2 separate regions of the Homo sapiens genome follow, and region 2 is linked to region 1. Evidence: chromatin contacts called from ENCODE Hi-C data. All regions are on one chromosome and are shown on one strand. The core of a region is the stretch at or near the end of the contact, and the rest is flanking DNA. Distances in the headings are between cores, read along the strand shown. Region 1 holds the start of LINC02182 (long intergenic non-protein coding RNA 2182). Region 2 has its middle 52 kb from the start of LINC02182.

Evidence for each region. Hi-C counts contacts between places; a loop is a spot of excess contacts on that map. Pooled maps may share reads with other maps.
Region 2: a map of IMR-90 shows a loop between it and region 1 (6-fold over the local background). The contact joins the enhancer-like site here to the promoter of LINC02182 in region 1. A Hi-C loop is called at or near these places in 2 of 168 maps with a recorded cell type or tissue (IMR-90 and endothelial cell of umbilical vein) and 1 of 50 pooled maps.

The regions. Positions count from the first base shown.
Region 1 is chr16:88,192,817-88,196,074 of GRCh38, reverse strand. It overlaps LINC02182 (long intergenic non-protein coding RNA 2182), which reads right to left and starts at 1,794. Exons shown (of 3, transcript NR_110944.1): 1 at 1,564-1,794; 2 at 1,210-1,325; 3 at 858-1,008. It also overlaps a transcript of ZNF469 not described here. RefSeq lists enhancers at 977-1,509, 1,718-2,012.
Region 2 is chr16:88,244,319-88,247,455 of GRCh38, reverse strand. It overlaps a transcript of ZNF469 not described here. Among named protein-coding and RNA genes, the nearest start is that of LINC02182, 52 kb to the right of the region's middle. Within about 2 kb of position 1,633, at least 19 of the 41 ENCODE cell types and tissues checked have a DNase peak (open chromatin) inside an H3K27ac peak, as active enhancers do; they include IMR-90 and endothelial cell of umbilical vein, where a contact is called at or near this core.

The DNA of each region.
Region 1 (3,258 bases), core at 545-3,044:
AGATGGATAAGTCAGAGCACAGGTCTCCAGGAAAAACAGAACATTACTGATGTGGCCTGAGATATCAGATGTCTGTGGATCACGACGCAGCCTCCTCTGGGCAGAATAATTCCAGTTTCCCAAGTTAATCATCTTGGGAGCAAGTGTCTGGGCATCAAGTCCTGCTCGGTGTTGTCTCTGGAGCTCCCTCCTACCTTCCCAAACCCACAGAGGCTGTCCTGACCAGTTGACATGGAATATAAATTACTCCAGAAGAGATTTCCCTGGAGACAGCTCAGGGTGGGGGACCAATGAGAGACTCATGGGACCTTTCCTGACGCTCTGGGCTCTGTTCTCCTTTGCATCTCGGGACACCCCGAGGTCTCAGAGCAAGAGCCCTCTTCCCCCTTTTCTTCAAACGTCCATCTGCCATTGTTAGCTGGGCCCATGCCCTCTCGAGGACTGTTACCACCTTCATGCTGAGTCTGACGATATGACAGAGAGACTCTCACCCCAAGACACGTCCAACTTTCAGAATCAACTCTGCAACCTTGTCTCTTGGCCAGGATCAGCCGACAGCCCCAGCTAAAACCCACTTCCCCTCCAGCCCTCAGATCACCTTCTGTTCCCCCAGAAAATCCTCCCTCACCCACAGCCTCAGAGCAGATTATCAGTGTGAACTGAATCATGGATTTTCGCAAAACCACCCAGCGGGGCCCACGAACACAGCTATAATTAGCAGCACAGTCCCGGTGCAGAGGCTGCAGGTCATGCATGTCCAGAAAGGCAGGCCCTGTCACCCCCTGGGCCGCCTCCTGCTTTTAGCTCTCCAGGCTGGGGGATTTTGTTTGTGCACACTGTAAAAATTCACGCTCATCTGAAGGCACGTTCCATGCACACGTTATTTATTGTGAGATCAGCGTGCGATTACAACACAGCCAGCTGTATTCTGAGAACAGGCGGCTTGCGACCAGAGAGCCGCGCCTTGAAGCCCATCACCTCCTCGCCCACATGCGTTTCCCGTCAGATCTGAAAGGCGACAAGGGGAGAAAGACAAGCCCATCCATCAGCCTGCACCTCTGGGGCCTACGTGGCCCAGAGTTCTCCGAACTCGTCCAGTGTCCACAGCCCAGCAACACGCATGAGGGCTGAAGAAAGAGAGAAATACCGTTCCCTGGGACAGCGACGTGGACCAGCCCCACCGATTCCCTCCCCGCCCGGGTAACTCACTCCATGCTGTGTCCTTGGCCTCCTCTGACGTTACGAAACCCAACCCTGCGCTTTTTTCTTTGCTGCCTTTTAAAGACAGAAGAACAGCTGACACTTCCCTTTCAGCCGGCACCGTCCTGGCATGGGGAAAAAGCAGATGGAGGCAAGTCAATTGACATGTTGACAAACCAGTGGATCGGAAAATAAATCTACCCTGATCAAGTCACAAAAGCACGGGGAAGGAGACGCCGGGGGCAGCGCGAAATCCCGGGCACGGCTGCCTCCCGCCCCACGCCCAGGACCGGGAAGGGCCACGCAGCTGTGATGTTTTTCTCTCCAAAGGGAATTAATCATTTCCAGACGCCGGCCCAGCACCTGGTGCCCAAAGCCATAGGCCTGGGAGCTGTGCAGGTCTTGCAGGCAGACGACACCACTTAGCGGACGCGATTTCTTCCCTGGTCCCACTGCCTGGTGCGTGCAGAGAAACTACTCCCAAGTGGGAAGTGAGTGGCTTGTTGAGGCTTGGGACAAAGCTCAGGGGTGTCCCAGGTGAACCCCCTTCTCTAAAACAAGCAGGTCCCTCCCTGCTCCGACACTGAAATGACATCACGGGGCACTGAGGACGTGAGGCCCGTCCCCGGCTGCTGCAGTGCAGTGCCACCTGCAGGCCGTGTGGCCTGAGCAGGCTGTGCCATCTCCAGGCCTGCAGTCTCTCGTCTGTAGGAAGAGGATGATCAGTAGCCCAGCCTTGGAGGTTTGTGTGGCGGAGGGGGGAATAAACCAAGTAACCAGGGGCGGGAGCTTAAAGAGTGATTGCACCAAGCCACACTCTGCAGGTGCCGGGCCACGCTGAGGCCTGAGTGTTTGTGTCCCTCCACATTCATTTGTTGAAATCCTTAACCTCAAAGTGATGGGATTAGGAAGTGGGGCCTTCGAGAGGTGACGAGGTTAAGAAGCAGAGCCCTCATTAATGGGATGAGTGCTTTATAAAAGGCCCTAGAAAGCCCCCTTGCCCCTTCCGCCATGTGAGGGCGCAGTAAGTTAACCATCTATGAGGAAATGGGCCTCACCAGACACTGTCTCTACTGAGATCTTAATCTTGGACTTCCCAGCCTCCAGAACTATGAGAAAGAAACTTCTGTTGTTTATAAGCCACCTAATTTATGTTTTTTTGGGGTTTTTTTAGAGACAGGGTCTCGCTCTGCCACCCAGGCTGGAGCACAGTGGTGAGATCATTGCTCACTGCAGCCTCAACCTCCTGGGCTCAAGCTATCCTCCTACTTCAGCCTCCTGAGTAACTGGGACTGCAGGTGCACACCACCACACCCAGCTAATTTTAAAATGTTCTGTAGAGATATGGATCCTCCTGTGTAGTGCCCAGGCTAATCTCGAACTCCTGGCCTAAAGTGATCCTCCAGCCTCAGCCTTCCGAAGTGCTGGGATTACACGTGTGAGCCACCATGCTTGGCCTCCAATTTACGGTATTTTGTTAAAGCAACCCAGATGGACTAAGACAACTCTCATAATCAATATCATCATCCTTATCATCACCACCGTCACCACCATCATCACCATCACCACCAACCCCACCACCACCATCTCCACCACCACCATCACCACTACCACCATCACCACCATCACCACCACCACCATCCCCACCACCACCATCACCACCATCCCCACCACCATCACCACCACCACCATCACCACCATCCCCACCACCATCACCACCATCCCCACCACCATCACCACCATCACCACCACCACCATCACCACCACCACCATCAACACCATCACCACCACCATCACCACCACCACCATCACCACCATCACCATCATCACCACCACCATCACCACCATCACCACCACCACCATCACCACCATCACCACCACCACCATCACCACCACCATCACTACCATCACCATCATCCTCATCATCATCACCATCATCACTATCACCATCATCACCATCACCTCCATCATCACCACCATCACCACCACCATCATCATCATCACCACCACCGTCATCACCATCATTATCATCATTGTCATCACCACCACCACCACCAT
Region 2 (3,137 bases), core at 384-2,883, 52 kb before region 1:
TCATTCACTCACTTATTCACTCATTCATTCATTCACTTATTCACTCACTCACTTATTTACTGATTGACTCATTCATTCACTCACTCATTCATTCACTCACTCATTCACTCACTCATTCACTCATTCACCATTCACTCACTCATTCACTCACTCACTCATTCACTCGCTCACTCATTTACTCACTCACTCTTTCACTTGTTCCTTCACTCATTCACCATTCACTCCCTCATTCACTCACTTATTCCCTCACTCATTCACTCGCTGATTCACTCACTCATTCACTCAGTCATTCACGATTCACTCATTCACTAACTCACTCATCCACTCATTCACTCACTCATTCAATCATTCACTCACTCGTTCACTCAGTCATTCACTCACTCAGTCACTCACTCAATCACTCACTCATTCATTCACTCATTCACTCATTCACTCACTCATTGATTCACTCATTCACTCACTCATTCATTCATTCACTCATTCACTCACTTATTCACTCATTCATTCATTCACTTACTCATTCACTCACTCACTCCTTCACTGATTGACTCATTCACTCATTCACTCACTCATTCATTCACTCACTCATTCACTTGCTCATTCACTCACTCATTCACCATTCACTCACTCATTCACCATTCACTCCCTCATTCACTCATTTATTCCCTCCCTCACTCACTCACTGATTCACTCACTCATTCACTCACTCACTCACAGTCACCTCTTTACCTTTGCCCTTGCTGCTCCTGCTCCCTAAAGCGGTGGTTCTCAAAGTGTGGTCCCTGTACCTGCAGATCAGCATCACTAAAACTTGTTGAAAATGTAAATTCCTGGGCTTCACTTTGACCTACGAATAAAAAATTCTGGGTTGGTGCCAGTGATCTGTGTTTTAGCAAGCGCTCTTGGCGATTCTAATGCAGGCTGAAGTGTGAGAACGAGTGTGCCAAGACAGCCTCCTCCTACCCGTCTCCATGCCTGATTGATGCCTACAGGTCCTTCAACAAATTCTCCCCTCATCTGGGAATCCTTACTTGGCTTGCTCTGAGATGGGGTTCCTGGTCCCCCAGCTCCTTTGCTCCCCCACTATGACGCTTATCACACCTGTTTCTGCCAGTCTCCTGGGTAAAGTTTCCTGAAGATGGAACTGGTACCTGACACATCAGGTGCACAGCAAATGTTAAATACAGAAGGGATGAATAAATGAATGAAAACATGAGTAAGTGAATGAACACAGACTTTACTGAGTCTTTTCTGGTGGTAGAGTTGGGGTTATGAACATGGGCAAGGCGGAGCTCCTGCCCTTGGCTTGCTCTCAGAACATCATGGGGAGCAAAGAATAAATGAATGAGGCCCTCCAGGGGCTTGGGGCCAGAGCTGATGGCTGCATGAGGGAAGCCCTTTGAGCACTGGCTGACCTTCCTGTGTCCAATAAACTTTGCATGGCGCCCAGGCGGATGCGTCCTCTCTGCTTTTGTTGGATGAGCCAAAGCAACCATTCCAGCTGCTGAGCCAGGCAGGAGGATGTCCCCGGGCTATGTACTGCTCCAGCCCCAGTCCCTGTGGTCTGTTCGGCTGCCTTTGTCACCGGGACACACACCAGGCACGCTCAATGTCTGGACTTCAGTCATCCTTCCTCACTGGTCTTTGTTCTAGTGTCTGGTGGCTGCATGGAGAGTTCCCAGAGCAGCTCTGATCCAGAGTAAACAAACCCTGCCCACCGTGTGATCTGAAGAAATGGCCTAAAAATAGGCCGGGGAGTCTTGACTCATGAGCTCTGTAGGCAAGGGGGAGAAGGACACTTGGGGATGAGAATTCCCCTCTTCGGGATTTGGGCTTGTGGAGGATGAGGAAGGTGACCGTCACGTGGTGACTCATCTGGGAAAGCTCAGAGGCGACTGTTGCCTGTCAGCCTTGGATTTCTCCTGGGCAGCTGACCTCCCAGCCTCAGGGCTCATCTCCAGGACCCACAGAGGGAGATGACAGCAGTGAACTTCAGCCCTGCTGAGTCTCACAGCGGCTGCGGGAGGACGGTCCAGGAGGGAGAGGCCAAGAGCCTACGCATCCTCTCTCCAACTGTTCTGGAGCCAGACTCCAGCAAGCAGCAGACCATGAGAAACAGCTCTGCTCCCACAGCCTGCAGGACTGAGTCACAGCCTCCTCCTCTACTTAATCATCCTCATAGCCCGAAGTCCTTACTACATCGGTCCTAAGTTCCTCATGCTGCAGCAAGGCTGCACCAGGCTCACATGACTGTACCTCTGCTGAGACATCTTCATCAGGAAGGACTTGATCCCCTCAGAACACACCCCTTCTTTCCTCCCCTCCCTCATAGCAACATGACCCTTGATGAAGGGTCCACAGAGACCAAATGCTCCTTCCCTCGGAAACAAAATTCCTTTGCCCTACGGGTGTGTCCTGCTGCTCAGGAGTGCTGGGACTGTAGGACAAGGCCTAGTCTTCCGATGGGTCTTCTGATCAGTTCATGGTCTTCCTTTTAGCAGTGATATATTGGTGTCCCAGGGTTGTGCACTACTTCAGAGGGTCTCTTCTTGTCATTGGCACCAAGTTCCACATCTCCTGGGGACCATAAGTTTTTCTGCTTTCCTAAATCATAAACTTTCTGAGCCATGCCACTGGGCATATAATATGCACCAGTTGTCAAACTTAGGTGACTGTTTTATGCTTACCCAGCCATACCTCTGTTTAGCTACCCATCCACCCACTCATCCACTTACCCATCCACCCATCAATTCATCTATCCATCCATAAACCCATTTACCCACCCATCTACTAATCCATGCATTCATGCATCTACTAACCCATCCTTTCACTTATACATCCATCTGCCTAGACACCCACACATCCATCCATCCATCCATCCATGCATCCATCCACCCATCCAGCCATGCACCTGCCCATCCATCAATTCACTGATCCATCCATCCACGAATACATGCATCCACCCACTCATCAATGTATCCACCCACCCATCCTTCCACCCATCCATCCATCTATCCACCTATCCATCCATCCATCCATCCATCCATCCATCCATCCATCCACCCATGCATTCACCCATCCACCCATCCATCCATCCACCCATTCACCCATCCACTAACCCACTCATCCACCCATCC